3 separate regions of the Homo sapiens genome follow, and all the other regions are linked to region 3. Evidence: read pairs that join two places in POLR2A ChIA-PET (ENCODE). Cell type or tissue: HepG2. All regions are shown on one strand. Each heading gives the region's core, and the rest is flanking DNA. Links, peaks and the distances in the headings are about the cores only.

Region 1 (10,653 bases), core at 1,470-9,469, 110 kb before region 3:
CATGACATCAGTCATGGTCCAGTCAAGAAAACAGAAACAATCTTAGCATTTCAATAGAGAAAATTTAATATAAGAAATTGAGGCCGGGCGCAGTGGCTCACGCCTGTAATCCCAGCACTTTGGGAGGCTGAGGCGGGCAGATCACCTGAGGTCGGGAGTTTGAGACCAGCCTGACCAACATGAAGAAACCCCATCTCTACTGAAAATACAAAATTAGCATTGCGTGACGGTGCATGCCTGTAATCCCAGCTACTCTGGAGGCTGATGCAGGAGAATTGCTTGAACCCGGGAGGTGGAGGTTGTGGTGAGCTGAGATCATGCCACTGCACTCCAGCCTAGGCAACAAGAGTGAAATTCCATCTAAAAAAAAAAAAAAAAGAAAGAAAAAAGAAAGAAATTGGTGAAGCAGGCAGGGCGCGGTGGCTCATACCTGTAATCCCAGCACTTTGGGAGGCTGAGGCAGGTGGATCACCTGAGGTCAGGAGTTTGAGACCAGCCTGGCCAACATCGCGAAACCCCATCTCTACTAAAAATACAAAAATTAGGCCGGGCGCGGTGGTGGGTGCCTGTAATACCAGCTGCTCAGGAGGCTGAGGCAGGAGAATTGCTTGAACTTGGGAGACAGAGGTTGCAGTGAGCCAAGATCATGCCACTGCACTCTAGCCTGGGCGACAAAAAAAAGAAAAAAAAGAAAAAAAAATTGAGAAAGCAAGTAAAAGGGCAAAAACAGAAAACTGAGACAGCAAGGACCTTAAAGGCAGGAGGCAGTGTGGAGGCCAAAGCAGCTCCACCACAGACGCTGATCCACCATGTTGGCTTGTGATTAACTCCTATTCCCAGAAGCCTCTAAGAGTTCCAGTCTATGTGTTGTTCCTTGTGTAAGAGCAGGTACTTTACCATAAATCCTGCCCTTAGGTCAAACAACCGTGATATCATATTTCAATTGTCCTACACATCTCTTCTGAAGCATCTACACCCTTTCCCGATGGTGTGTAAACCCTGGGTCTGGGGATGATGGCGCAGGGTCTACCATCTCAACTCGCAGTGACCAGAGACACAAACCTGGCTTCTGTTTGTAAGTCCCTATTAAATGTTTCTTTCTAAGAAACTGGATTTGTCAGCCTCCTTTTTGGGCCTCTCAGCTTCCTTGGATTTGGGAGGCAGGTTTGCATAGACCTGCTCACCACAAAACAGGTAGCTACCAACCTTAGGGTTGGGGAAACAGGGGCAGAGGTTGAGGTTATCAGAACCTGGAAGCTGGGAGGAGGAGTGTCACAGAGCTGGGAGCTGGACCTCTGTGCAGGACACTGCTGCAGCTGCCATGGCAGGCTCAGAGGGGGACTTTAAGGAATGGCTGGTGCTATGACCCCTGCAGGGCACAGAGAGTCTGGCTCAGAGTGTGGGGAGAGCTGGAGGGAGGCCGACAAGGACAGCAGGTGAGCAGGTCCCTTCTCCCTCTTCCAGCCCCTTCCCCCACCATCTCCTTCCCGCACTCCTCCTGCTAGATTTTAACAGGAGTCAGCTGCCAAAGGGAGATAAACGTGTCTGCAGAGTCTTAGCCTCAGCATCAAATTGCAGAGCAGGGGTGGGTTGTTTTGAGCTGAGAGACAAACGCTTAATAACCAGCACAACAAGGCTGGGCACGGTGGCTCAAGCCTGTAATCCCAGCACTCTGGGAGGCGGAGGCAAGCTGGATCATGAGGTCAGAAGATCGAGACCATCCTGGCTAACACAGTGAAACCCCGTCTCTACTAAAAATATAAAAAAATTAGCCGGACATGGTGGCACGTGCCTGTAATCCCAGCTACTTGGGAGGTTGAAGCAGGAGAATTGCTTGAACCCGGGAGGCAGAGTTGTAGTGAGCTGAGATTGCGCCACTGCACTCCAGCCTGGGCAACAAAGCGAGACTGTGTCTCAAAAAAATAATAATAAATAAATAAATAAAATAACCAGCACACGACCCCTGCCCACACACATAGGACAATGTCTGGACTCCTTGGGGTGGCTGATGCAGCCCCTCCTGACCTGGCCTGCTCCCCAGCCCTCCCGCCTCCCTCTCTGAAGGAAGCCTCTTTCCTGTCTCTCTAGATCTGGCAGTATTCACCTCCCTTGGGTTCTGCTGCACCTGCTCAGGTAACTATGAAAGCACCGGAAACGCTTCTCATTTATTGACTAACACATCTGTTTCCCCTACTAAAATTCCCAAGCCCTGGCCAGGCACAGTGGCTCATGCCTATAATCCCAGCACTTTGGAAGGCCGAGACAAGAGAATCACTTGGGCCTAGGAGTTCAAGACCAGACCTGGCAACATAGCAAGACCCTGTCTGTACAAAAAATTAAAAAATAAAAAACTTAGCTTGGTGTGATAGCACGCGCCTGTGGTCTCAGCTACTTGCGAGGCCGAGATGGAAGGATCGCTTGAGCCCAGGAATTTGAGGCTACATGCCATTGCACTCCAGTCTGGGCCACAGAGCAAGATCCTGTGCCTTAAAAAAAAGAGTATTCATTTAGCCCAGGGGATAGATTGCACACCTCAGCCCTTCTAGTCTGGGGTACCAGGCATAAGATAGAGACCAGGTCTAAGTCTTGGATCTTATAATTGGAAGAGAAGTGACCTGCTTCTTTGCCTTAGATTTTTTTTTTTTTTAAACAAGGTCTCACTCTGTTGTCCAGGCTGGAGCTGGAGTTTGGTGGAATGACCTTGGCTCACTGCAGCCTCAACCTCCCCAGCTCAGAGATCCTTCCAGGTCAGCCTTCTGAGTAGCTGGGACTACAGGTGCACACCACCACGCCCAGGTAATTATTTAATTTTTGCAGTGACGGGGGTCTAGCTATGTTGCCCAGGCTGGTCTCAAACTCCTGGGCTCAAGTGATCCTCCCACCTTGGCTTCCAAAGTGCTGGGATTACAGGCATGAGCCACCCTGCTGGCGGGGCCTTTTTTTCAGAATGATTATTTTCTATTGTTGAGATGTAGCTGATGTGAGCTGGCTTCTTGGTAGTCTTGAAATAGCCTGTATTTTTTACTACAAGCAAGTTATGTCACACCAATTTTAATTTTTCCTCTCCCAAGAAACACAAGCAGTCCATGAGTGAAAGCAGCCAAGGGGCCCTGAAGAGGTAATACAGATTGTAGACCACTTTAGTAAATACCATGAGTTTGTTTTCATGTATCTAATTTACCTTCATCTTTACCAAGAACTTTTTTGTTTAAAACACTCTTGTCCTGCACTAAGATTTTCAATATATTTCCCTCCCTTTTCTGAGCTATTAGCCTCTCTCTTCTCTGAGACGGAGTCTCGCTGTTACCCAGGCTGGAGTGCGGTGGCGCGATCTCGGCTCACTGCAACCTCTGCCTCCTGGGTTCAAGCTCTCCTGCCTTAGCCTCCTGAGTAGCTGGGATTACAGGTATGCGCCACCAAGCCTGGCTAATTTTTGTATTTTTAGTATAGACGGGGTTTTACCATGTTGGTCAGGCTGGTCTCAAACTCCTGACCTTGTGATCCACCCACCTCGGCCTCCCAAAGTGCTGGAATTACAGGCATTAGCCACCATGCCCAGCCCTATCTTCTTACCAATTTTAATGTGCCGTACTGTATGTGATTATCCCCAACCAATTGTTTAAATCATATAGTCTAGCCTATTATGTGAATGGGCACCTACCTAAATCTTGAAACTCTTCACCTAGGTTGCAATTATATTCCCCTCTCCTTTAAAAATCCTTATATGTCTCATTGATTGTTCTTCCAGATTCATTTACCAACCACCACACTCTATTAGAAGCCAGAGTTTATGGGGTTAGAGCTGGAAAACTGACAAAGTAAATTTCCTTTAGTACCTCTCATAACATCCCAAGTCAATATGATGCTTCATGTTAAGCAGTGCAATCACAGCAAGTAATAAGATTCTACATACCAAACCACATTTAGCTTGTTGTCTTCGAGTTTTTGGTAGAGCCTTGTGCTGGGGGTGGCAGGAAGAGAGAGGGGACACAGCATGGCCAGTGCTATATAGCATGGAATGCTTTTAACAGAGAACAAAGTGTTTGTACTAAAAGGCAGGAATCTGGGGCTCAGTAGGTGTTGAGTAACTGAATTGCTATGAATGATTTTCCGTCAAAATCTAAATAACATTCCAGCCTTTGCCAGCTTCATAGGGGAATTAGATAGTAGGAATGCACTGAGTTTGTGCTCCTGGGAAGACTCCACGATTGGGGGAAGGAAGGCAACAGAAATGAGGGCAGGGATGTTGTTTATCTCCGTCCAAGCACAGGAGGCCCCGGGTGGGATGACAGGTGGGATGACCTCCGTTTACTGGTGGCCCAAAAGCACACCTATGCCTTCAGGATGAAGTGCGCTCTGCTCCTCACCCAAAGGTTTATTTCTGGAAACCTTTAACTGAAGTACATGCACATTCAGAAGAATACATGTATCCTGAACATACAACTCACTGGACTGTCACAAACTGACCATACCTATGCAACCAGCACCAGGTCAAAAAGATATTATTTTATTTTAATTAATTTATTATTATTATTTTGGAGACAGGGTCTGGCTCTGTCTCCCAGGCCGAAATGCTGTGTCATGATCTTGGCTCACCGCAACCTCCACCTCCCGGGTTCAAATGATTCTCCTGCCTCAGCCTCCGGAGTAGCTGGGATTATAGGCGTCCGCCACTATGCCTGGGCTAATTTTTGTATTTTTAGTAGAGACAGGGTTTCGCCACATTGCTCAGGCTGGTCTCGAACTCCTGACCTCAAGTGATCCACCTGCCTCGGCATCCCAAAATGCTGGGATTATAGATGTGAGCCACCGCGCCCAGCTAAAAAGATATTTTAATAATATGAATGCAACTCTGCATGTGCATGAAATGCAAAGGTGACAGGGTGTTATGAAAATGTCTCCCTTCCCTCTATTTTCTAGTCACCCAGATTTCCTATTAAGAAAAAAAAATTGTCATTAGTTTCTTAACCAATGGGTTTTAAACCAGACTTCCTGACATCTGTAAGATCTTGGCTTGGGCTCGCGGCCTCGGTGAGGCTGGAAGGGTCTTTGTGTGAGCTCAGGACGGCGCTGGACAGGTGGGCCCTGGCTCCAGCTCCGGCTGCAGCGTCTTCCCCGCGCTCCCGAGCCTATCCCTCGGGCGCCGGCCTGGGCTGTCCAGCGAGAGGGGCGGAGGGGCAGGGCCCCGGGCTAGGTCCAGGCCCGCAGCTGGCATCAGGGGGGGCCTGGGTGGGAAGACCGGTTGGGGTGGGGGTGCACAGACCCGGGGAATCTGAGACGCAAGGTTTCCGGCTCTTGGCCGCTAGTGAGGAAGGCTCGAGGCCGATCCTGGCCCAAAGCAGGGCGCCGGGCCATTGTCAGTCCTGGGAAGGGGGATTGGGAGGAGCCCCAGAGGGGCGGCCATTCCCTGGGGCGGCGTGGAAGGGAGGCAGCACCTCCAGGCGACAAGTAGAGCTGGGCCCTGGCGGGCTGCCACGGGGGTGTCTGGCAGTCTCTCCTGGGTCTAGGGCTGTTCCTCTGAGGTCACGAGGTGGTCCTTCGGGTGTGTCTGGGGTAAGCCCCTCTAGAATCTGGGGGCGGCCTCCCGGGGGCCATACTGCATCACGTAGTGGAGGTAAGCAGAAGCCCGTTGGGGAGGGCCCGCGGTGCTTCTGGTTTGAAGATCTCCAGGAAGAGTGATTTTAAAAAATAGCCTGACTGACGTGTAAAGAACCCTATCAAGTACCGTTTGCTGAGTCATGAGTGCCTGTTCAAGTTCAAGCCTGAGAACGGAGGGAAGGGGTGGGTGAAAAAGGACTCGCCAACGCCGCGGCGCCTCTAAGCTGGTAAATACGGCCGGCCTGAAGTGGGCCAAAGGTCGCCGCCTGAGGGACACACAGGCCCAGGCCCAGCGGCTGGCCTGAGTCTACGCGGTTTGTGGTTCCTCCTTAGGAAGCCAGATATGGCACTTTCACTTTAAAGATAAAGAAAACGATTTTAAATGAAAATAATTTTTTTTTCCCTTAAGGGGTGTACACTTTTACTTGGGTCACCTTTTGGTCTTCTTTCTTTTAATAAAGAAACCCAAAAGTATGATCTCTCTCAAGTTTTCTTATGTAAAAAAAATGTATAATTTTATTTTGTATAGAGACGAGGTCTTGCTCTGTTGCTCACACTAGAGTGCAGTGGCTCAATCATAGCTCACTATGGGCTCCTGGGCTCAAGCCATCCTCCCTCCTAGACCTCCCGAAGTGCTGAGGTTACAAGCATGAGCCACTGCACTGGCTTCTCATGTTTATCTATTATCTGGTGCCAACAAAAGGAGCTATTTTAACTCATCAGCATTGCAGTTAGTTTTGAAGCTGACCATCCGATAGATGTTTATGGACAGTTCAATCCTGGGCTATGTAATTTTGGAAATAAAATGATAAAATTGTTTTTCTGATTCTATGGTTTATCTTCTAGTTGGGAAGATAAAACCAGCACGTGTAATGTAATACATGACAATGGAAGATTCTACGTAATTAAGGGTTAACTCTGAAATCAGAAGACAAGTTTTCCAAGACTTGGGAAGGTGGAGAGATCAGAGATCAGTGAGAGAACAAAGAATCGGGTAAGTATTTCAAGAAGAGGCGCGTCTTACAGTGTGGATCACATTTCTGTATGGGTGAGGTGGCTCACGCCTGTAATCCTAACATTTTTTTTTTTTTTTTTTTTGTGACTGAGTCTCGCTCTGTAGCCCAGGCTGGAGTGCAGTGGTGCAATCTTGGTTCACTGCAACCTCCGCCTCTAACACTTTGGGAGGCCGAGGTGGGCGGATGGCTTGAGTCCAGGAATTCAAGACCAGCCTAGGCAACATGGCGAAACCCCTTCTCTACAAAAAATACAAAATTTAGCCGGGCGTGGTGGCACATGCCTGTGGTCCCAGCTACTCAGAAGGCTGAAGTGGGAGCATTGCTTGAGCCCAGGAGGTTGAGGTTCCATTGAGCCATGATTGCGCCACTGCATTCCAGTCTTGGTGACAGAGTGAGACTGTGTCTCAAAAAAAAAAAATTCTGTGAGTACTTGCTGGGTTACACTAAATGAAACCTCCTGGTTGATAGCTGAATGCTACGCACGCGTGCGCGTGCACACACACACACACACACACACACACACACGGTACAGATGGGGTCTCTCTATGTTGCCCAGGCTGGTCTCAAACTCCTGGGCTCAAGCAATCCTTCCTCCTCAGCCTCCCAAGGTGTTGGGATTACAGGCATGAGCCACTGTGCCCGTCAATAATAATTTTTTTTTTTTTTTTAGACGGAGTCTCGCTCTATTGCCCAGGCTGGAGTGCAGTGGTGCGATCTCTGCTCACTGCAAGCTCCACCTCCCGGGTTCACACCATTCTCCTGCCTCAGCCTCCCGAGCAGCAGGCGCCTGCCACCACGCCCAGCTAATTTTTGTATTTTTAGTAGAGTCAGGGTTTCACCGTGTTAGCCAGGATGGTGTCAATCTCCTGACCTCGTGATCTGCCCGCCTCTGCCTCTCAAAGTGTTGGGATTACAGGTGTGAGCCACCACGCCCGGCCCAGTAATTCTTTATATTACTCACTCTTTTGGAATAACTGGTGTAGCTTCTCTCTCTTTATTGGACCCTGATAAGAGAATCACTTAGTATTAATTCTTTTGTGTTTGGCTAACATCATCATCATTTTGTTGGTGAGACTCAATCAAATTGTTACAGGTGATGCAGGATTTTTTGCCCCTTAGCTCAGATAGGTCTGGGTTCTTGTCTCATGACCAGAAAGAAGTACGCATGTGGACACTGAAAGAGTAAGGTGGAAAGTTTTATTGAGTGATTAAACAGCTTTTAGCGGGGAAGGGACATGGGGGTGGTCCCCCTACCTCAAGGCAGGAAAGTTCTCAATATGGCTAAGCCCGGGGCTTTTTGTGGGCTCAGAATAAGGAGTGTGTGATAATTGGTTTGTGAGTATGCAAAATGGGTCAAAGCAAAGACACCACTCAAAGGTGGGCATGACAGTGTAGAAAGCCAATTAGGAAAGGGTAGGTATATGTAAAATAGGTGAAGGATGGAGATCAATCAGAGGAAAGTGCGCCAAATGGGAAGGCAGGCTGTCCTTCTGGCCTGAGCATTTAACTTGCAGCTTGGCTTTCGGGCTTTAAACTGCCTTCGGCTTGGAGGTGAGGTTTCACCAGGGACTTGCCCCTATCTACCTAGGCATTTGGCTGCTTCCTGTCTCTGTCACGGGTAGCTATAGTTCATGAATGTTCACAGCTGTGTAGCACTGTACTGTGTGAACACACCACCATTTATTCACCTACTCTTGGTAGACAGGTTAGTTTCAGGTTTGGGCTATTATATACAACGCTGCTGTGAGTATTCTTGCACATGAGCTTTGTATACAATGCATATTGTATGTATTTCTGTAGGTGTATCCTAAAATGGAATTCTTGTAGCATAGGGTATGTGTACCGTCCTTTAGCAGATCATGCCACATGGCTTTCCAGAATGGCTATACCAATTACACATTCACCAGCAGTGTAATGAGAGTGCCCATTCTCCACAGCCTAACCAGTTCCTGACATGTCAGACTATAAATTTTAGCTATTCTGGTGCACGTGTGGGTGTGTCTCATTTTATAAGTTATCTATTTCTGCATAATAAATTATCCCAACATTTTTTGGCTTAAAAACTTGTTACCTCAGTCTCTTTGGGAGTGACTTAGCAGGGTGGTTCTGCTCAGAGTCTTTCATGAGGTTGCCGTCAGCATTGATATGGACAGCAGATGGAAATACTGGGTAGAAGAGAGCAGTTTCCTGGCAAAAGCCCCACCCTTGAGCCTGGAAACCCGCAGCCCTAAATGAGAACGGGCACTCCTGTTTTCATGCCCACAAGTTGTCTTTTGGCCCACCATGCTGCCCATCCTATATCTATATAAACCCCAAACCCAGGGCTTTACAAGGAGATAAACAGAAGTGAAGAAGAATGGCAGAACAGCACAGCAAAGAGAAGAGAAGTAGCATCTGAACGCCAAGAGGAGTTCGGTTGGGGACAGTCAGAGAGGAGGTGGGCCACTAGATGGCCAAACTCCAGGGGAAGATCATCTTCCCACTCCATCTCCCTTCCAGCTCCCCATCCATCCCACTGAGAGATAAAACCCCCACATTTATCCTTCAAGTCTGTGTGCCACCTAATTCTTTCTGGACACCAGACAAGGATCTGGGTACTAAGAGGGCACTGAGCTGGTTAACAGTTAAGTTGACTGCGGACAGCAAAGCTGAAAGAGCACACTGTAACACATGTGTGCTTTGGGAATCTCAGACACCCACCCCTGGACACTGCCGTGGGGCTGGAGCCCAGGGCCACTTGCCCCATCTCCTGTACTTGCTCATCTGCGTGCTCCCCACCCCATAAGGGGTTTGAGTGCACACAGTGGCCGAACAGATGAGCCACGCCCCTGTCACACATCCTGTGAGGGTGTCCGGGAACTCTCCCTTTTCAGCATGTTGTCTGGGGCTGAAGACTTGTCCAGGGCTGAGGGGCTCCCTCATGCAGCACTTGCCAGGGGGCCCCTGTTCCTTGCCACATGGCCTCTCCATAGGTCTGTTCAACCAGATCACTGAAGGCTGACAGTGTCTGTTTGCTTTATTCTAACTGTTAGAAGAGCGTCTAAGGTTAGCCACTCTCAAGGGGAGGGGAATTGGGCTACATCTCTTGGTGGGAGAAGTATCAAAGAATCTGTGGGCATATTTTAAAGCCATCACACTCATTATGGTTTTATTTAATTAATTAATTTATTTTTTTGTAGAGTCAGGGTTTCGCTATGTTGCCCAGGCTGGTCTTGAACTGCTGAGCTCAAGCAGTCCACCCGCCTTGGCCTCCCAAAGTGCTGGGATCACAGGCATGAGCCACCATGCCCGGCTCTCATTATGGTCTTAGTTTATTTTTTTAATTTGAGACGGAGTTTCATTCTTGTCCCCCATGCTGAAGTGCAATGGTGCCATCTCAGCTCATTGCAACCTCCACTTCCCGGGTTTAAGCGATTCTCATGCCTCAGCCTCCCGAGTAGCTGGGATTACAGCCGCATACCATGCCTGGCTAGTTTTTGTATTTTTAGTAGAGACAGGGTTTCACCATGTTCGCCAGGCTGGTCTCGAACTCCTGACCTCAAGTGATCCGCCTGCCTCGCCCTCCCAAAGTGCTAGGAGTACAAGCATGAGCCACCATGCCCAGCCTTGGTTTTAGTTTATAATTGGTTACTAATGGCCAGGTGCAGTGACTCATGCATGAGTCATAAAAAAATTTAGCAGGGTGTGGTGGTGGGTACCTGTAATCCTAGCTATTTAGGAGGCTGAGGCAGAAGCATCGCTTGAACCCAGGAGGTGGAGGTTGCAGCGAGCCCAACCACGCCATTGCACTCGAGCCTGGGCAACAACAGCAAAACTCCGTCTCAAAAAAAAAAAAAAAAATATTGGTTACTAATGAAATAGAGATTGTCCATGCATATATTCTCTTTGGTTAAGTGTCTGTTCAAATCTCTCACCAATTTTTCTGTTTAGTCTTTTAAGAAAATTGATGTGTATGAGTTCTTTCTATATTCTGGGCACAAGCTCTTTGTCAGAAGTATGTGTTGCCCAGGCTAAGCATGGTGGTGTTACAGGAAAGGGA
Region 2 (10,653 bases), core at 1,685-9,684, 51 kb after region 3:
CCATTTCTCCTTGGAGAAGGTTGTTTTCATTCTTAGTGGAGTCTGATGAGACCTGCAGAACCCAGGCGACATCCAGACCTTCAACACAGGGAGCTCTTCTCAGCCAAGGGACCTCTGGAGGAACCAGAGGCCTGGATGGCAGCAGAGTCCTGCTGTCCTGCAGCTTGGTGACACAGCCACATGGCCAGACACACAGACTGACGCCTCACACAGAATCATGCTCAGTATCTAAGCAAGTGACTATTTAAAACAGGTCTCAGCTGAACTTCTCTCATAATGGCATTTACACTAAGTACAAAGCCTTTCACTACATCTGCTCTTCTGTCGCCATCCTTAAATCTGTAGTTTATCAATGAAGGATATTTGGTGACACTGCAATATTTATAAATTATTTCAATCTATTTTTCAATAAGCAGGAATTTAAGAAAGCTATTTTTTCCTAATGATAGTACAAATGTTGTTAAATGCCTGTTCATTTTTTTTTTTTTTTTTTTTGAGACAGGGTCTCACTCTGTTACCCAGGCTGGTGTGTAGTGAGCTCACTGCGTCCTCAACCTCCCTGGCTCAGGTGATCCTCCTGCCTCAGCCTCCTGAGTAGCTGGGACTACAGGTGCATGCTATCATGCCTGGTTAATTTATTGTAATTTTTGTAGAGGTGGGGTTTTGCCATGTTGGCCAGGTTGGTCTTGAACTCCTGGACTCAAGTGATCCAGCTGCCTCCAGCTCCCAAAGTGCTGGGATTAGGCTGGGCAGGGTAGCTCACACCTGTAATCCCAGCACTTTGGGAGGTTGAGATGGGCAGATCACCTGAGGTCAGCAGTTCAAGACCAGCCTGGTCAACATGGAAAAACGCTGTCTCTACTAAAAATACAAAAATTAGGCAGGCATGATGGCAGGCGCCGGTAATCCCAGCTACTCAGGAGGCTGAGGCAGGAGAATCGCTTGAACCTCGGAGGCAGAGGTTGCAGTGAGCTAAGATCGCGCCACTGCACTCCAGCCTGGGTGACAGAACGAGACTCTGTCTCAAAAACAACAAACAAACAAACAAACAAAAAACAAAGTGCTGGGATTACAGGCGTGAGCCACTGGGCTGGCCTGTCCTTTTTTTTTTTTTTTTTTTTTTTTTAACCTGTGTGTTTTTAATTGAAGTGAAATTCACATAACATAAAAGTAACCATTTAAAAGTGTGCAACTCAGTGGTGTTAGTGTATTTACAGCGTTGTGTAACTGCCCCTCTAGTTGAAAGGCATTTTCATCAGTCCAAAAGGAAATCCTGTGCCCACCAGGTGGTCACTCCTCATTCCCTCTTCCCTCCAACACCTGGCAACTACCAATTTGCTTTCTGTCTCTATACATTTGCCTATTCTGGACATTTCATATGCTTGGAATTACAATATGTGGCCTTTCACATCTAGCTTCTGTCACTTAGCATACTGTTTTCAAGGTTCATCCATGCTGTGGCAAGTATCAGAACTTCGTTCCTTTTGATGGCTGAGTAATATTCCCTTGCACGGATAGAAGACATTTTGTTTATCCATTCATCTGTTGATGAACATTGGGTTGTTTCCACCCTTTGGCTATTGTGAATAGTGCTGCTATCAACATTAATGTGAGATACGTTTGATCCTCTGCTTTCAGTGATTTTGGGATTGCTGGTTCATTTGGTAGTACTATGTTTCAGCTTTTGAGAAACAACCAAACTGTTTTCCACAGTGGCTACACCATTCTGCACTTCCAGCAGCAATGCATGAGGGTTCCAATTTCTTGACATCCTTTCCAACACTTGTTATTTTCTGTGTGTGTGTTAATTATAGAATTCTAGTGGGTGTGAAGTGGCACCCCATTGTGGTTTTGATTTGTGTTGCCCTAATGACAACAGATGTTGAACATCTTTTCATGTGCTTATTGGCCATTTGCATATATTCTCTGGATAAATGCTAAGCAAGTCCTTTGTCCTTTTTTTTTTTTTTTTTTCCCGAGATGGAGTCTCACTGTCGCCAGGCTGGAGTGCAGTGGCGTGCAATCTCGGCTCACTGCAACCTCTGACTCCCGCTCCAGCCTCAGCCTCCCAAGTAGCTGGGATCACAGGCACGTGCCACCACGCCCAGCTAATTTTTTATTTTTAGTAGAGGCACAGTTTCGCCATGTTGGCCAGGATGGTCTCGATCTCCTGACCTTGTGATCTGCCTGACTCAGCCTCCCAAAGTGTTGGGATTACAGGCGTGAGCCACTGCGCCTGGCCCCTTTGTCCATTTTTAAATTATTTGTCTTTTTGTCGTTGAGTTGTAGATTTTTATTTTTTTAGAGACAGGATCTTGCTCTATTGTTCAGGCTGCAATGTGGTGGCACAATCATAGCTCACTGCAGCCTTGAATTTGTGGACTCAAGTGATCCTCCTGCCTCAGCCCCCCAAGTAGCTGGAACTACAGGTGCATGCCACCAGGCCTGGATAATTAAAAAATAAATTGTCTTGTAAGAGATGGGAGTCTCAATTGTTGTCAAGGCTGGTCTCAAACTCCTGGGCTCAAGAGATCCTCCCACCTCAGCCTCCCAAAATGCTGAGATTAAAGGCATGAGCCACTGCACCCAAGCAAAAATTCTTTATATATTCTGGTTACTAGACCCTTATCAGATACACAGTTTACAAATATTTATCTCATTCTGTGGATTGTCTTTTTGCTTTCTTATGTCCTTTGATGCACAAATTTTAAAATTTTGATGAAGTCCAATTTACCTATTTTTTTCCTTTGTTGCTCAAGCTTTTGATGTCATATCCAAGAAATCACTGCCAAATCCAAGATCATGAAGATTTACCCCTACATATAGTCTTAGCTCCTATATTTAGGTGATTGATCTACTTTGATTTAATTTTTGCATATGGAGTAAAGTTATATATGTCTCTTAGAATTAGTTCAATCTAGATTATTTCTCAAATTTCCACAACTTTTTATTGGAAAATGACACTATTCAATAATATAACAAGTCCAACTATATAAACATACCTAAAGTTACTAAGGGATTTGGTAGTGTCCTCTGTCATATGGAAGTTGCATCACCATGTCACCAGGTTGGTAGTTTGCCAAAGACACTTTAAGACAAGAATTACCCTCTCCTTCAAATCTTATAATCAATGCCCAAGTATTCCCTCAGTGCCAACAATTGATCAATCATTCAACAAATATTTATTGAGCTCTAACTCTGTGCTAGGCACCATGCTAGGAGCTAGGATACTGCAATGAATGAGAAAGAGGTGCCCTTGTCCTCAAAGAGTTTGTAATTTTGCAGATTATGTGTCTAGGACAAGGCGAGATGGCCAATACTCCTGTTCTCAAGAAGTCAACACTTCAGTAGGGAGACTATGGCTAAGACATACCAAGTAATTAGAAAACAATACAAGACAAGCTGGGTGCAGTGGCTTATGCCTGTAATCCTAGCACTTTGGGAGGCCAAGGCGGGCAGATCACCTGAGGTCAGGAGTTTGGGACCAGCCTGGCCAACATGGTGAAACCCCATCTCTACTAAAAATGCAAAAATTAGCCAGGTGCGGTGGTGTGCGCCTGTAGTCCCAGCTACTCGGGAGGCTGAGGCATGAGAATTGCTTGAACTCGGGAGGTAGAAGTTGCAGTAAGCTGAGATTGCACGCCACTGCACTCCAGCCTGGGAAACAGGGTAAGACGGAAGGAAGGAAGGGAGGGAAGGAAGGAGGGAGGGAGGAAGGAAACAATACAAGGCAGTAAGTACTGGATATAATTTCGTGACCAAAGCTATGGTGCCAATTAGGAAAGCCACAGGAAGTGGCCAAAAAGGGAGAGGTTGCTCAGTTTCAGGACAGGTTGGAAAGGTCTCCAAAAGAGGTGGGTCTGAACTCAAAAAATTAGCAGGAAATTAAAATCGGAAATGACAATAGTCATAATCAAAATGATTAACAGTCTTTAACAGACTGGCTTAACTGTGCAGGAGACACCTGTACCAGGGGAGACACCTGTGAGAGGTGAGGCTGACAGTGCTGCACTATGGATGTGGTGCAGACCCTCGGGAGTTCTCGGCACACCTGGATCACTGCAGAGGTAGACATGGGAAGCTACTTGAGTCCGAAGTCCTTTGTGTCCTACTTCGAGTCCTTGCAATGAAACCCAATGAAGCAGAAAACTTGATAGATATCTGTCTACAGCAGCTAACCAGTCTAGATGATTGCACCTATAAGCTAACTCTGTTATTCTCTAATATAAAGTCTTTCCTAAATAGATCACATGCAGTAGCTTAATTTTTTGTGTGTGTTTACTATCTGAGCTTAGTATCTTATTAAGATAGTGTGGAGTTGGTTGTAGTTCCTCCCCCACTTTAAAAGCTTTTAAAATGTTTTACCAAGAGAAACACCCAGGGGAGAAATCAGTTCATTTATTTCAAACAAACAAGCATGATCTCTTGATAATCAACCTTCTGTTTAGAAGGCAAAAAGCATCCCTTATGGCTTCTCTGGTTTCACCCCCTAACCCAGGCGTCTTCACTGCTCAACAGGGGAGCCTGTTCTGCTATGGCTATGGAAAAACACCTAGCGGTTCCCATTCCTGTGGCTGGCAACAAAGAAACAAACAGGCAGGAAATTTAAAAATAACTGTGGCTAGTTGCTTCCTTCAGAGTTTCAACATTACTTTCATGGAAACCTTCACTAGGATCCTAGCCATGGCTTAAGAACCCACACAAACCATTTAGCCATGGCCACCACCATGCCGAAAGGACATGCTTAACCAAATTGTTTGGCCTTCCCTTCACAGCTTTAAAGTGACAGTTTAATTTGAAAACAACTCTGGGAATTAGTCACCTCTCATTCCTGAAATCTGGATATCTTGCTCTGTAAATCCTAAATAGTAGTTTCTGGTTTTTCTTAAATTAAGTATTGGAATAGTTTTGATTGAAAAACCATCAGCTGGCTGGACGCGGTGGCTCACGCCTGTAATCCCAGAACTTAGGGAAGCTGAGGCAGGCGGATTACGAGGTCAGGAGATCAAGACCATCCTGGCTAACACGGTGAAACTCCGTCTCTACTAAATATACAAAAAAATTAGCTGGGCGTGGTGGCGGGCACCTGTAGTTCCAGCTACTCAGGAGGCTGAGGCAGGAGAATGGTGTGAACCCGGGAGGCAGAGCTTGCAGTGAGACGAGATCGTGCCACTGCACTCCAGCCTGGGCAACAGAGCAAGACTGTCTCAAAAAAAAAAAAAAAGAAAAAAAAAGAAAAGAAAAGAAAAGAAAAACCATCAGCCAGGCTGGAAGCCAGAGAATTTTACATAAGTGTCAAAGGGGCCTCAGAGGCAAAAATCAAACATGTTAACACTGATTTCCACCTTGGCACTGACCTCCTTTGCAGTTAAGAATTGCTGAATTAAAATAAGTGGTTAAAAATGCTTTATGAGTCTGTATTAAAAATGAAGTCCATCTTAGTGTGAATGTTACATTATTGTAAACAACACATCCCCAAGGACACATTGATGTCAGAGTGTTGGAAGCTGGGGGAATCGTGAGGAGCTGACAAACGCCCTGGAGAATTTCTTCCTCAGAGTGTCGGAAGCTGGGGGAATCATGAGGAGCTGACAGACGCCCTGGAGAATTTCTTTTGTCCCAACAATGGTGTGCAGAGACCCCAGGGGCAGGGCTCTGAACACCCCCTGCCCACTTGCACAAAAGATAGCTCTCAACCCCTCATCCAACAACTGGCTTGAGGAGGTAAACTTCAAATTATTAAAACCATTCTCCCACTTTAATTTTTACTTTGAATACATTTGACATCTCATTGTTCTAAGAACAACAGCACCCTTCCTGGGCCACTGGAGCGTTCTAGAAAGCTTAAGCCTTTACTTCCTGGAACTTTCTTCTCATTTGCATCATCAGTGATCTGAGTCTGACCTTCTTCAACTATTCCTGTGTTTACAAGGAATCCGGTTTGTGATGTTTTACTTCAAACAAAATCCTTTTATCTGAGGCTTTTCCTCTGCAACACAGCAGCATCAATGAGCTAGAAGCTGCATCTTATTACACTGACACTAACAACAAGGCCCTTTCCCAGCTTCTGGGTCTAAGCTTTTCACGTCCTTCCTCTGCAAGCCACATGAGCAGTATATGTATCAATGGCATGTAAGACTCTGTGTCCACCTAAGAGCATCTCCAGATTCTGGTAGCAAATGCTAAGACAGAGGTGATGATAAAATATAAGGAGGAAAAAGAAGACATGGTACTTTATTAGAACAATCCACTTAAAGTACATTTTGTTTATGCTTATAATCTATACAATGATAACTGGATTGTTGGATCCGTGGGGAATCTGCCTATCTATATATAGTCTTCCCCACCATATGGTGCCATAACCTTAAGTTATATGCACATGGAGTTACCCAAATGAGCTAAGAAGTTGTGAGAAAATGCTTAATTAAAGTAGGTTTGCAAATCATCCTCAATCAATGCCAACTACGTGGGAATCCATCATCACAGTCCGTAATGTTAGAGGACAGTTGCTGGGGCTAGAATTTTCAAAACCACTTTACACTTCTTGTATCACTTATTGCTTACCCAGATTTAAATACCTGAGTATCTGGCAGCAACATGTGATAGGAAAGGGATGTTTTCAACAGACTCCACAATTTTGCCTGAGGCTAGCTAAGGTCTTGGCAAGTAAGAGCAATGCCCTGTTACTTAGGACAGTGATTGAGGGCCTCAACTGCTCCTCTGTGTTGTGGCAGGGTTGGCAGAGGTGTGACCTGAAATGAAGGAGGCCCAAGAAAACAGGTTGTGTGGCATCGAGAAAGACTAGTTAGAGGTGGGAGCAGGTGCTGAAACTGAGATAGGCCTAGAGATGGAACTTGTGGTATCAAGTCCTCTTTATAACTAATACTCTACATTTAACTTATCTTACACATTCTATTTTTAAGAAAAAACACTTTTGATATATATGTGTATATATATATATATATATATATTTTTTTTTTTTTTTTTTCGAGACGGAGTCTTGCTCTGTCTCCTAGGCTGGAGTGCAGTGGTGTGATCTCTGCTCACTGCAACCTCTGCCTCCCAGATTCAAGCGATTCTCCTGCCTCAGCCTCCCTAGTAGCTGGCATTACAGGCGTGTGCCACCACACCCAGCTAATTTAGTATTTTTAGTAGAGACGGGGTTTCACCATGTTGGTCTTGAACTTCTGACCAGCCTGACCACCAGGCTGGTCTCGAACTCCTGACCTCAGGTGATCCGCCTGCCTCCGTCTTCCAAAGTGCTGGTATTACAGGCATGAGCCACCATGCCCGGCCAACACTGTCAATATTTTTAATAACTGTTAATAAGTTTTAATGAATCAAGATTTGTTCTGAATTGTAAACATAAAAAGGACTATAGGACAGTACGATTCTTGGCATGATTGTGGAGTGTAAGTACAGAGAAAATGGGGTGGGGGCACACTTATAAATGAGGCCATCTGCATGGGGAACCACTCCTCACAGAACAAGGGCATTGCTGCAAGTTCGCTGTCAGTTTCTGACCACCTCTTAACTCTGGTTATGCCTTGAGAGCCACACTAGGTGTTGCGTTGTGACTGCCACACCTCCTGGTGCCTTAGAAGCCTTTGGGGAGCTATTAAAATAGATTCCTCAAGGCTTCACCCAAGAATTCCTGAATCAAAATCTCTGAGGACAGGCTTAGGGATCTTGTTTGAAAGCTCCCCAGGTGGTTCTGAAGCACAGCACAACTTGGGAATAACACGTTTATTCCACAGCTGAGGAGAAATTCTCAGGGGTGTGTAAGATATCTAAGGCCCGATTACGGTTAATGGCTCCAGGTATGGTCAAGGATAAATTTACTGGGGACAGCAGGAAATAAAAAAGGGAAGTTTGCAGAAGGAAATGGGAAGTTGGCAATGTCAATGAAACTGGGTGCTAAGACACACTTTTTTCCTTTTCTCTGGGATTGGCCAAACCAGTGCCGGCTGCCCATGATCCTATTAAGCAGATATTTCCTTTTTTTTTTTTTTGAGATGGAGTCTGGCTCTGTCTCCCAGGCTGGAGTGCAGTGGTGCAATCTTGGCTCACTGCAAGCTCCACCTCTCGGGTTCATGCCATTATCCTGCCTCAGCCTCCTGAGTAGCTGGGACTACAGGCACCCGCCACCATGCCTGGCTAATTTTTTGTATTTTTAGTAGAGATGGGGTTTCACTGTGTTAGCCAGGATGGTCTCGATCTCCTGACCTCGTGATCCGCCCACCTCGGCCTCCCAAAGTGCTAGGATTACACAGGCGTGGGCCACCGCGCCCGGCCAAATATTTCCTAAATACACATGAAAATAGCTCTCAGGTAATCATGCTATCAGTTTAACTTTTATTACATGATGGCTGCCAAACAACACTTGAAATGTTCTGTATCTGTATCTTATATGAGTTCCGCAACATGTCATTATGACCAAATTATGATAGTACTGTAAATGCTGAGAACTGTTTCGGCCCACCTCACTGGTGATCATATTGTCACTTCCAGCACCATAGCTGTTGCCAAAAAAGTGATGTATTGGCAGAGACTTTAGTTCTAATATTTATACATCCTAAGGAGATGTAAAATGCATTGTCTTGAAGTGGATACAGAACAGACTTCTGCCATTGCCAGGTTCTTGCTTTCCTTTTCCTTTTCTTTATATTTGTCTGGGGAAGTAGAGACATTTTAAAACTGAGATTTAATTAAATTCTATGATCTCTTGACTTTAGCTTTTCATGACTGTTGGTCTAATCCTCCTAATTAAACCATAAGCCCTAGAACAGAGATTATTATTATTATTGTAGAAATGAGGTCTCGCTGTGTTGTTGCCCAGGCTGGTCTCAAACTCCTGGCCTCAAGCGATCCTCCTACCTCAGTCTCCCAAACTGCTGGGATTACAGGCCCAGCCAGAGATTATTTTAAAAACCTTTCCAATAGCCCTCTTAGCTCACTCACCCTCCACCTCCCAGGGCCAGACCCATGCTCTGGACAGGGCTGGGGTAAAGCAGACATAGTTTGAATCAGTAGTTTGATTAGATTGGGAAGTATAAAGGTGAGCTGGATTAACAGAGAAATTATGAAGTGATGTTTATAAAATATAAAAAGATTCAAATGAAAATGTGTGAAGATCGCCGGGCACGGTGGCTCACGTCTGTAATCCCAGCACTTTGGGAGGCCGAGGTGGGCAGATCACGAGGTCAGGAGATGGAGACCATCCTGGCTAACGTGGTGAAAGCCCGTCTCCACTAAAAAAAAAAAAAAAAATTAGCCAGGTGTGGTGGTGGGTGCCTGCAGTCCCAGCTACTTGGGAGGCTGTGGCAGGAGAATGGCATAAACCCAGGAGGCAGAGCTTGCAGTGAGCTGAGACAGCGCCACTGCACTCCAGCCTGGGCGACAGAGCAAGACTCCATCTCAAAAAAAAAAAAAAAAAAAAAAAAAAAAAAGAAAACGTATGAAGATCTATCCCACCACGCTTCTTCAGCCACGTGTAAAAGAACCATTACTAAAATCTCTCATTCAGATCTGACCCTCTAAAATGAATTGATTTTCAGTGGAAGTTGTAGTGCTCAAAGGCACAGGAAAAATAAACCGGGTTTCTACTCCTCTTTCATATTCTTCTCTATAATTTAGTTACTTGGGGTCTTTGAGTAATACTGCCCTGTGAGGATATAACCCTATTAATCATGGTTATCTCCTCCAGGGTTAGCAGGTCCTCCATATTCTAATGTGCACGGAATTCCAGGGCACTGAATTATAAGCTGAAATAAGCACACAAAAGGCCGACAGGATAAACTTCCCCTTCTCCTGATTTCTGGGAGTCAGAATGCTTCACCCTGTTTCTGATAATCTCCTTCTCAGGTAAGAAATAATGAAGGAGGGGCAGCCCCACTTTTCTTTTCTCTCCTTTTTAGAACAGGGAACAGTCATTTTCTTTCACTTTAATAATTTTCTGCCTTGCAAGAGGAATTCAAATGTCTTTCACTTGCCAGGGGAGTGGGAGGAAGGTGGGCGGAAGCCTTTAAAGACCTTCAATAACAGCTCAACACGGGGCTGAGCAGAGGAGCTGCTGCTTAACCCATTCATGGCCGAGGCCATCGCTGACGTTCGCAGGAGAGGGGGCGTCAGACTGGGTCTCTGGGCAGAAGGGTTCCTTCTGGTCTCTCATACACCGGCCTGAACCCAATTTAGAAAAGACTCATTGAAAAAAAAAGCAAGGCAATTCACTGGCACTGATTTCTTTTCCCTAAGATAATTAATTGTAAGCTAAAGAGAAGAAAACAAAACTCTGAAAGGCTGGATGGAGTGCTGTCCAGGGACCATGGTTCTAAGGAGGCAGGGGCCTGCAGCCTCCAGGCCTGGGCGGGGGCCAGAGAAGCTGTCTTCCTGGAACCCCAGCATTGGTAAATCCCAGCATCATCCAGTGTCCTCCTTTCTTCTCCTTGTTCCAGATTTCTGCAATTTGCATTTCCCATTGTTCTACTTATTGGGGGCTTGGAGGCATACAGGCTTACCACGGAGCATCCCATACTTCCATCTGCCTTGTGGACACCCATTCCACATTTCCAGGGATTCCCTAAAGGATGATATCATGGGAAAGAGTGCAGAATCCAGGAGCAATGACCTCATCTTTATCCCAACTTTCAGGTA
Region 3 (10,653 bases), core at 778-8,777:
CTCTAGTTGGAGAGCATTTTGTAGGAGGAAAATCTACTCCTTTGGTCAGGTTCCTACAAACTAACGTACAAACTCAAGCAATATGGCAGGGAACCAAACACGTGAAATATTGTTAGGTCTATGAAACACACGATATATTCCTCTTTCCAATCTGTGTTCTTATTATTTGTTAGCAGTCTTTATTATGCTACTTTTTTTTTTATTTTCAAGAAAAGTGCACTCTCCTGCACACAGCATTTTGCCATATCTCACAGCTGTCTGGTTGACTACTGGGAAACATAGTTTATTCTGAAAACATGCTTCTGGATGGAAAATGATTTTACTATTACAAACCTGAAGATAGAAGGACAGGATTGCGTCTGGCGTAATACGGTACAAATCCCACCTCTGAAGGAATATGGAAGCCAGTTGTTCTTACGTAATTTTTATGTTTAACCTGAACATTAAGCTTACAATCTATAAGTTAAAAATAGCGAGGCTGGGCGTGGTGGCTCACATCTGTAATCCCAGCACTTTGGGAGGCTGAGGTGGGCGGATCACAAGGTCAGGAGATTGAGACCAGCCTGGCTAACATGGTGAAACCCTGTCTTTACTAAAAATACAAAAATCAGCCGGGTGTGGTGGCACATGCCTGTAGTCCCAGCTACTTGGGAGGCTGAGGCAGGAGAACCGCTTGAACCCAGGAGGCGGAGGTTGCAGTGAGCCAAGATCACATCATTGCACTCCAGCCTGGGCAACAAGAGTGAAACTCCATCTCAAATAAAATAAAATAAAATAAATCAAAAAATAAATAAATAAAAAATAAAAATGGCGAATGTACAAATTGGCCAGTTAATTTTGTTGCACATTAAAATCTTCTCTCGTCCTCCTCGGGGAGCACCTTCTGTTCATGATGGGAACAGATTGTGAGAAGTCAGGAGCTCTTCCCAGGGCTAGTCTGCATTGAGTATTGGTAGATGGTGGTGGAGGGAAAAAGCATTTTTCTTCTTCACTGCTGTTCCCGGGGACATGTGTGTGCAGCTGACTCACTCGTACCCTTAATTGATGCTGTGATTGATCTGCCTTAGACCCAGCTTTTACTTAGCATCATGTCTCAATTAGATTAAGTTTAAGGCACAAGTGATTTAAAACGGCCATGGCCACAGAATGGAGAGCACTGGTTCCAGGAACCATGTATCCTGAGAACCTATTTATTTATTTATTTTGAGATAGAGTTTCGCTCTTGTCACCCAGGTTGGAGTGCAGTGGTGTGATCTCGGCTCACTGCAACCTCTGCTTCCCGGGTTCAAGCGATTCTCCTGCCTCAGCCTCCTGAGTAGCTGGGACTACAGGCGCCCGCCACCACGCCCAGCTAATTTTTGCATTTTTAGTAGAGACAGGGTTTCACTGTGTTGGCCAGGCTGGCCTCAAACTCCTGACCTCAGGTGATCTGCCTGCCTCGGCCTCTCAAAGTGCTGGGATTACAGGCGTGAGCCACTGTGCCCGGCCCTGAGAACCTTTCAATTTAAAATCCCTTCAATTCTAGTCTAACCCACACACTTCATGTAAAGTAAGGAGTCATTAGCCATTAGTGTCCATGGAAGGCTAATCTTGGCCATTTCTTTTCGTCAAGGAATAACTGTAATTAAACTTTTCGGCCAAAACATAAAGTTTTTTGTTTTTTTTTGAGATGGAGTTTCACTCCCGTTGCCCAGGCTGGAGTGCAATGGCACAATCTCGGCTCACTGAAACCTCTGCCTCCCAGGTTCAAGCGATTCTCCTGCCTCAGCCTCCCAAGTAGCTGGGATTACAGGCATGCACCACCATGCCCTGCTAATTTTGTATTTTTAGTAGAGATGGGGTTTATCCATGTTAGTCAGGCTGGTCTCAAACTCCCGACCTCAGGTGATCTGCCCACCTCGGCCTCCCAAAGTGCTGGGATTACAGGTGTGAGCCACTGTGCCTGGTGACATAACGATTTTGTTAGTTTAAGCTACTGTCTTTCGTTAGGAAGCAAAATGGTATTAGAAATCAAATATAACTTAACTTGGTGAGTCCTACTAGAAATAATTTATTTTTAACATCTCTTTATTTCTTTCCTTTTTTTCTTTTCTTCTTATCTATTTATTTATTTTTGAGACAGAGTCTTGCTCTGTCGCCCAGGCTGGAGTGCAGTGGTGCGATCTCAGCTCACTGCAACCTCCACCTCCCTGCTTCAAGTGATTATCCTGCCTCAGCCTCCTGAGTAGCTGGGATTACAGGTGTGCACCACCACTCTCCGCTAATTTTTGTATTTTTAGTAGTAAAAAATTTTACATATTTTCTATTTTTAGTAGGTGAAACCATATTGGTCAGGCTGGTCTTGAATTCCTGACCTCAGGTGATCCACCCACCTTGGCCTCCCAAAGTGCTAGGATTACAGGCGTGAGCCACCACACCCAGCCCCTTTTTTCTTTTTTTTTTTAGCGACAGGGTCTTGCTTTGTTGTTCAGCTGCAGTACAGTGGCACAATCATAGTCCAATGTAGCCTCAAACTCCTGGGCTCAAGGGATCTTTTCACCTTGGCCTCCCAACATGTTGAGATTACAGGCATGAGCCACTGTGCCTGGCCTTAACATCTCTTTAGAATGTGAAAAATCCTCTAACAAAGCAGAATACTTATCACTTTTGTACCTTTATAATGTACCATAATAGCATTCAGTTTCTTCTGAAACAGTCAACACCCTAAAGTCACTCAACAGTGAAACAGTCAACAATCAAATAGTCAACAGTTGAAAGAAGGCCAAAGATGAATGTTTTTAAAAGAAGTGCTAACTTTACAATGAGTATGAACTAAGTCAGGGGTCTCCAAACCCTAGGCCACATTCTCATGCTGTGTGAACCAGGCCACACAGCAGGAGGTGAGTGCCAGCCAGCAAGCAAAACGTCATCTGTATTTACAGCTGTTCCCCATCAATCGCATTACCACTTGAGCTCCACCTCCTGTCATATCAGCGATGGCATTAGATTCTCATAGGAGCACGAACCCTATTGTAAACTTTGCATGTGAGGGATCTAGGTTGCATGCTCCTTATGAGAATCGAATGCCTGATGATCTGTCACTGTCTCCCATCACCCCCAGATGGGACCATCTAGTTGCAGGAAAACAAGCTCAGGGGTCCCACTGATTCTACATTATGGTGAGTTATATAATTATTTCATTATATATTACAACGTAATCGTAATAGAAGAGCACAGTAAACGTAATGCACTGGATTCATCTTGAAACCATCCACCCCACCACGGTCCATGGAAAAATAGTTTTCCACGAAACCAGTCCCTGGTGCCAAAAAGGCTGGGGGCCGCTACACCAAGTCATTAGATATAAGATATCTGAACTAGGCCGAGCGCGGTGGCTCATGCCTGTAATCCCAGCAATTTGGGAGGCCAAGGCAGGTGTATCACCTGAGGTCGGGAATTCGAGACCAGCCTGACCAACATGGAGAAACCCTGTCTCTACTAAAAAAAAAACATATACAAAATTAACTGGGCATGATAGCACATGCCTGTAATCCCAGCTACTCGGGAGGCTGAGGCAGGAGAATTGCTTGAACCCGGGAGGCGAAGGTTGAGGTGAGTCGAGATTGCACCATTGCACTTCAGCCTGGGCAACAACAGCGAAACTCCGTCTCAAAAAAAAAAAAAATCTGAACTAAAATATAACATATGTTTTCTTTCGTTATTTGATGGAGTTGGGCTACAATCTTCCAGTTCATACGTATATTCCACAAACATTTACTGAGTTTCAGGCTAGAGAATGAACAGTATGGGGGATAGGTAAGTAATTCCCTATGCAAACCTGATGCATTTGTAACATTCCATAAAGCAGAGGTTTTTATCTTCCCCAGAATTTCTTCTCATGGAAGGATCCCCGCAGTTGGGAAGCAGAGGTGCTCACAGAGCTTCCTCCATAAATCTGATGAATGAGGAATTCTAGCAGGTATTTCTTTCTTTCTTTCTTTTTTTTTTTTTTTTTTGAGACAGACCCTTACTCTGTTGCCCAGGCTGAAGTGCAGTGGCAGGATATTGGCTCACTGCAACCTCTGCCTCCCAGGTTCAAGCGATTCTCCTGCCTTAGCCTCCAGAGTAGCTGGGATTACAGCATGCGTCACCATGCCCGACTAATTTTTGTATTTTTAGTAAAGGCAGGGTTTCACCATTTTGGCCAGGCTGGTCTTGAACTCCTGACCCCAGGTGATCTGCCCAACTTGGCCTCCGAAAGTGCTGGGATTATAGGCCACCGTGCCCGGCCCTAGCAGGTATATCTTTTCCGGGAACCACAAAGCTGTCTTCAAATAATCATGATTAACCTTGCCCTAAATATAATAAATTGTAGCTGTGACTGCCATCTGAAAAACAATACTTCATAGTAAATCTTAACATATTTGTAGGAGACAGTGTATTTTAAGATTAGTTTAGGGGTTAAAAGAGAATTGAAAGCTGATGAAGGCTGGGTGCGGTGGTTCATGCCTGTAATCCTAACACTTTGGGAGGCCGAGGTGGGCAGGTTGCTTGAGCCCAGGAGTTCAAGACCAGCCTGGGCAACACGGCGAAACCTCGTCTCTACTAAAAATACAAAAAATTAGCTGGGCATCGTGGTGCACATCTGTGATCTTGGCTATTCAGGTGGCTGAGGTGGGAGGTCACTTGAGCCTGGGAGGTCCAGGCCGCAGTGAGCTGTGATCGTAGCACTGACTCCAGTCTGGGCGACAGAGTGAGACTGTGTCTCAAAAAAAAAAAAAAAAAGAAAAGAAAAAGCAAATTCCTCAATGTCATTTACGTGAACTAAATCAAAGAAAGAAGGACAAAGTGCATTCAACATGGCTCTTGCTCACTGGAGGCCTCCGGGTGCTTCCTCTTCTCTGCAGCTATGACTGTGTACATTGACTGAATCTGTCACAGCATTCCCGAATACGTCCACCAGGTCTCCTGTAGATCATTCCAGGGAAGAACGCTAACTATGAGAAGCACGTGGTCAACAAAGGGTAACAAAGGGAAGTCTGAGGACTCCTAGATAAAGAGCTTTCTCAGAGGGGGTGCCCCAGATACCAAACACACAGATTTGCTCAGGTCACACTATGTTTCAAAGGAAGAGCTGGAATGAGAAACTGACCTTTGCATCAGTGTTCACCTCTGCTGAGTCTCCTATTTTAAAAGAGATCTGGGATGTCATTAAACATGTTCAATTGAGGTTAATAAAAAATTTCCTTTTTTGGCAAAACGATCTGTTAAGTCTTGTCTATCTTAGAAGATATATTTAGTCACTGCATGTATCCTGGCAGAAAGTCATGGCAAAGCAGTTTCTTTCTTAGCAATGACTACCTGCCTCAGTAGCTGGATAAGGAATCTTTCATTCTTTCTTCACAGAAATAATGCAGAGCACTGCATTTTCACAAATATCGAATAGAATGAGAAATACGAGCATCCCATGCACTTAATTGTTGTCACATGAATAAAATTGTAAGTAAATGGAAATTCTATTTGTGTGGAGAGTTCCTTAAGTCAGTTAATAGAATAATGCCATAGTTCAAAGGTAGCTTTTGTTGATATCATGGATCCTAGTTATTATGTGATCAAGGGAGTTTGGTGAAATAAAGATATTTAATTCTAACCGCTAATGCATGCACTACCCTAAGAAAGGTTTTACTTTCTTCCTTTTTTGAATGCTTTCTTTGATATGAAATTATCAAAGAGCAGCTTCCTTATACCTTAAGTTCTATTTGAAAAGCTTTCATTACATTCCTTGATATTGTGAACACATTATTATTGTTCACTGGGACGAAGGAAGTGCTCACACAATGCACGATTACAGCTTTCGCTTTTCTCTGAGCTAGAACGCTTGTGCTCTAAAGGAGGCTGTGCTGTAGCACAGTTCAGCTCCTCATTCCTTTTTGCGGTGGAATCATATTCCATTGTAGGGATACACCACATTTTGTTTATCCATTTGTCAGCTGATGACACTTGGGTTGTTTCCACTTTTTGCCCAATTGTGAATAATGCTGCTATGAAGAGATATTATGCTTACGTCTATCTGAGCTTTAAAGAAAAAAAATTTTTTTTTTTTTTTTTGAGGCAAGGTCTTGCTCTGCCACCCAGGCTGGAGTGCAGTGACTTGATCATGGCTTACTGCAGCCTCAAACTCTAGACTCAAGCAATCCTCCCGCTTTCACCATATCAAGGAGCTGGGACCACAGGTGCACACCACCATGGCCCAGCTAATTTTTTTTTTTTTTTACTTTTAGTAGAGATGAGGTCTCGCCAAGATGCCCAGGCTGCTCTCAAACTCCTAGGCTCAAGTGATCCTCCTGCCTTGGCCTCCCAAAGTGTTGAGATTACAGGCGTGAGCCACTGTACCCAGCCAAAAATTAATTTTGTATACATAGGAATACTGGGCTATGAATGGTAGAGAGAGCAGAAAAAGAACAGTGATAACACAAAAATCTATTCATGTAACAAGTTTATTAAACACCTATTATATGCCAGGCATTGTTCTAGGCACAGTGGTACACAATAATTTCATGTCAGTTAGCCCATCATAATGAACAGTTTACAAAATTTGGTTAGATTTAGTTGTTCATTCATGTGGTTCAACTATTGAAAGGAATGAAGTAGTGATATATGCTATAACATCTCATATTTATATGTTACTGTGTCACGCACTGCATGGAGAAGAACAACTCCAAATCCTATGGAAACAACTTAGAAATTACCTGCCAATTTCCACAAAGATAGTCTTTTAGAAGAGATTTTTAAGACATATTTTCAGTATGGGTACTGTATTTTGAATCAGTATTTTTTGCTTTTCTATTTCATTTCTTCCGCCTTTCTCTCTTAAACTGATTTTTAAAAAGACAAAGTAAGTACATGAACAATCTGAAATGCTATGGATCTCATACCGCATCCTCTCAGAAGCATCCCCACACTGTCACCATGCGTGGCACATGGATGAAACATAATGCATCTTACCCACTTGGTATTAAATCAGAAGGCCCTGAAATTAGGCAGACTCGAATGATCAGGAGTCTCCAAATTAATTTTACTGAAGTGTCCAAGTAAAGCTCTCACAAGCCAGTTGCAACAGGGAGTCTTGATTAAGATGCACAATTCAATGACTTTTTTGTTGTATATTCAAAGTTGTGCAACCATCAATCACTTTTAGAACATTTTCATCACTCCAAGAGGAAACTCTGTACACATTAAAGCGATTCCTCATCCCCCAAGTCCACCTGGCTCCATGCAACATTCGTCTACTCTGTCTCTGTAGATACACCTATTCTGGACATTTCATATAAATGAAATGATACCATATGTGGTCTTTTGTGTCTGGTGGCTTTGACTTAGCATAATGTTTTCAAGGATCATCCATGTTGTAGCATGCATCAGGACTTCATTTCTTTTTGTAACTGAATAACATTCTATCGTGTGGATGCGTCACATTTTGTTTATCCACTCATCGGCTGATGGGCATTTGGGTCGTTAACGCTTTTTTTTGAGACTGGGTCTCATTTTGTCACCTAGGCTGGAGTGCAGTGATGCAATCTTGGCTCACTGAAGCCTCGACCTCCTGGGCTCAAGCAATCCTCCCGCCTCGGCCCCCCAAGTAGCTGGGACTACCAGTGCGCATCACCATGCCTGGATAATTTTTCGTAAGAAGGGATTTCACCATGTTGCCAAGGCTGGTCTCAAACTCCTGAGCTCAAGTGATCCACTCACCTTGGCCTCCAAAGTGCTGGGATTACAGGTGTGAGCCACCATGCCCAGCCTGTTTACACATTTTGATTATTATGAATAATGCTGCTATGAGTATTTGCCTAGAAGTTTTTGCATGGATGTATATTTTCAATTCTCTTGGACATACACTTGGGAGTGGAATTGGTGGGCCATATGGCAACTGTGTTTAACGTTTTTTAGAACTACCAGTTTGTTTTCCAAAGTGGCTGGACTATTTTACATTCCCACCAGCAGTATATGAGGATCCCAATTTCTTCACATCCTCAGCAACACTTGTTTTATCTGACTTTTTAGGCACAGCCACCCTAGGGTTATGAAGTGGAATGTCACTGTGGTTTTGCTTTGCATTTTCCTAACAGCTAAAGATGTTTAGCATCTTTTCGTGGCTGATTAGCCATTCATCTATCTTACTTGGGAGATGTCTATTTAGATCCTTTGCTGATTTAAAAATCGGTTTACTTATGTTATTATTGATTTGTAAGAGTTCTTTATGATTCTAGATACAAGTCCTTTATCAGATGCATGATTTATAAACATTTTCCCCCTTCTATGAGCTTGTTTTTTCACTTTCTTGAATCATAAGGACCTCTATATGTACATCAAAAGCTATCCTGGGCTGAGTGTGGTGGTTCACGCCTGTAATCCCAGCACTTTGGGAGGCCGAGGTGGGCCAGGAGTTCGAGACCAGCCTGCCCAACATGGTGAAACGCCAGCACTACTAAAAATACAAAAATTAACTGGGCGTGGTGGCATGTCTAAAAATACAAAAATTAACTGGGCGTGGTGGCATGTGCCTGTAATCCCAGTTACTCAGCAGGCTGAGGCAGGAGAATAGCTTGAACCCAGGAGGTGGAGGTTTCAGTGAGCCAAAACTGTGCCACTGCACTCCAGCCTGGGTGACAGAGCGAGACTCCATCTCAAGAAAAAGCTATCCTGGCTTTCATTGGAAAACTAGGTTCAAGATATGAAGTGGATGGAGATGTGAAGTTGATGACAGTTCCTTCAGAATCTGAGAAAAAGGATGTCCCTGAGGCAATCTCCTTCAAATGCATAGGTCCATGCCTCATTCATCTTTGTCATTCAGTGGCTGGCAGTGTCTAGCATGCATCTGATGCTCACAGAATGCTTGGTGAACTTTTAATCTAAAGTAGTCTCTCATAATCTTTAGGTTTAAAATTTGAAATCCTGGATCAATCAAGTAATAGTTGGTATTGTGTAGTCTTATGTAATCTTATGTGCCTTTATATCCTCATCTGCAAAATAAAGATAATGAACTCATTGGGTTAGTGTGAGGATTACTATGTTAGTTCATCTAATGTGCATAAAATGTGCCTCCACAGGGCAAGTTTCAATAAATATGAGCTATCTTACAGCTACACTTGGGTACTAAGCAATACAGAGCACACACCTCTTTATTATTATTATTTATTATTATTATTTTTTGAGATAAGAGTTTTGCTCTTGTTGCCCAGGCTGGAGTGCAATGGTGTGATCTCGGCTCACCACAACCTCCGCCTCCCAGGTCCAAGTGATTCTCCTGTCTCAGCCTCCTGAGTAGCTGGGATTACAGACATGCGCCACCATGCCCAGCTAATTTTGTATTTTTAATAGAGACAGGGTTTCTCTATGTTGGTCAGGCTGGTCGCGACCTCCCAACCTCAGGGGATCCGCCCACCTCGGCCTCCCAAAGTGCTGGGATTTTACAGGCATAAGCCACTACAGCCGGCCTATTAGTATTATTTTTTGCGACAGGGCCTCACCCTGTCACTTAAGCTGGAGTGCAGTGGCATGATCATTACTCACTGCAGCCTTGACTCCTGGGCTAAAGTAATCCTCCCAACTCAGCCTCTGGAGTAGCTGGGACTACAGGTGTGTGGCACTATGCCCAGCTAATTTTTAAAAATTATTTGTAGAGACGAGGTCTCAACATGTTACCCAGGCTGGTCTCAAACTTTTGGACTCAAGCAGTACTCCTGCCTTGGCCTCCCAAAGTGCTGGGATTACAGATGTGAGCCACCTCGCCTGGTGGGACGCACGTCTTAAATAATTCTGAAACTGTACCTTTATTAATAGTAGTACAGTACTTAGTTGTTTTCCCTGAGTTCCCTGGATTCCTTGGAAGTGTTTCAAAGAATTCAGCAAACAAAAGTATTGTGATAAAACCTGACACACACGTCTTACATTTCACACTGTAATTTGTAGGGTACTGTCAATTTATTAACCTGTGCTACTATGTAATTTATTTTTCTGTAAGCTTCTGATCACAGCTTTACATATACATATTTTTCTTTATTCCCCCTACATTTTATTATAAAAATTTCAAACATAAAATAAATTAGAAATAATTTTGTAGTGAACACTTGAATACCTACTATTTAGATTCTGACATTTTCGTTTTACTGTACTTTTAGGCTTTTTTTTTTCTTTTTAGAGACAGGTTCTTGCTACATTGCCTAGGCTGGCCTTGAACTCCTAGGCTCGAGTGAACCTCCTGCCTCAGTCTCCTGAGTAGCTGAAATTACAGGCAAACACCACTGTGCCCAGCTTCATTTTATTGTACTTAAAAAAAAAATCACAGATCTATCCATGTATCCATTCCTCAACCCATCTTATTTTTGATGTATTTCAAAAAAAGGGAAGACAGCAGTACACTCCCTCTGAAATACTGCAGCTCACAGAATGTTATCTAAGAATCAATATTTCTTCATGGCTTTTTCTTTCAATGTAAAATGCATGTCCAATGAAACAGAAATCTTAAGTGTATATCTGCTGAGTTTTGAAAAATGCATCTATCTGTGTAGCTCAAATTCCCATAAAAATATTATGCACATATTTTCAACTTCTTTCAAATGTGTTGTTTGGAAGGAGGTTCTGGTCATTTTTGTAGACAATGCAGCACCTGTT

The links. Peaks named below come from ENCODE experiments on the same cell type or tissue, not always from the same donor. Only the 100,000 strongest peaks of a DNase experiment are listed, where the experiment ranks them.
Region 1: POLR2A ChIA-PET joins it to region 3 with 7 read pairs; 1 of 35 experiments calls an interaction of 5 or more read pairs at or near these places.
Region 2: POLR2A ChIA-PET joins it to region 3 with 5 read pairs; 6 of 35 experiments call an interaction of 5 or more read pairs at or near these places.

What each region holds. Positions count from the first base shown.
Region 1 is chr18:11,942,525-11,953,177 of GRCh38, reverse strand. LOC101927511 (a long non-coding RNA gene) reads left to right here and starts at 4,995. Exons shown (of 4, transcript XR_007066296.1): 1 at 4,995-5,078; 2 at 6,445-6,592. RefSeq lists enhancers at 847-1,536, 4,576-5,323, 5,647-5,776, 5,344-6,112 and a cis regulatory region at 5,232-6,019. In HepG2, for the core only: no CTCF peak of the experiment used is centred there; DNase peaks (open chromatin) are centred at 4,097, 5,797 and 6,967; H3K4me3 peaks cover 1,459 bases.
Region 2 is chr18:11,785,233-11,795,885 of GRCh38, reverse strand. The region is part of intron 4 of GNAL (G protein subunit alpha L); the gene reads right to left. Among named protein-coding and RNA genes, the nearest start is that of CHMP1B, 61 kb to the left of the region's middle. In HepG2, for the core only: no CTCF peak of the experiment used is centred there; no DNase peak of the experiment used is centred there.
Region 3 is chr18:11,834,987-11,845,639 of GRCh38, reverse strand. The region is part of intron 5 of GNAL (G protein subunit alpha L); the gene reads right to left. Among named protein-coding and RNA genes, the nearest start is that of CHMP1B, 11 kb to the left of the region's middle. In HepG2, for the core only: no CTCF peak of the experiment used is centred there; a DNase peak (open chromatin) is centred at 4,959.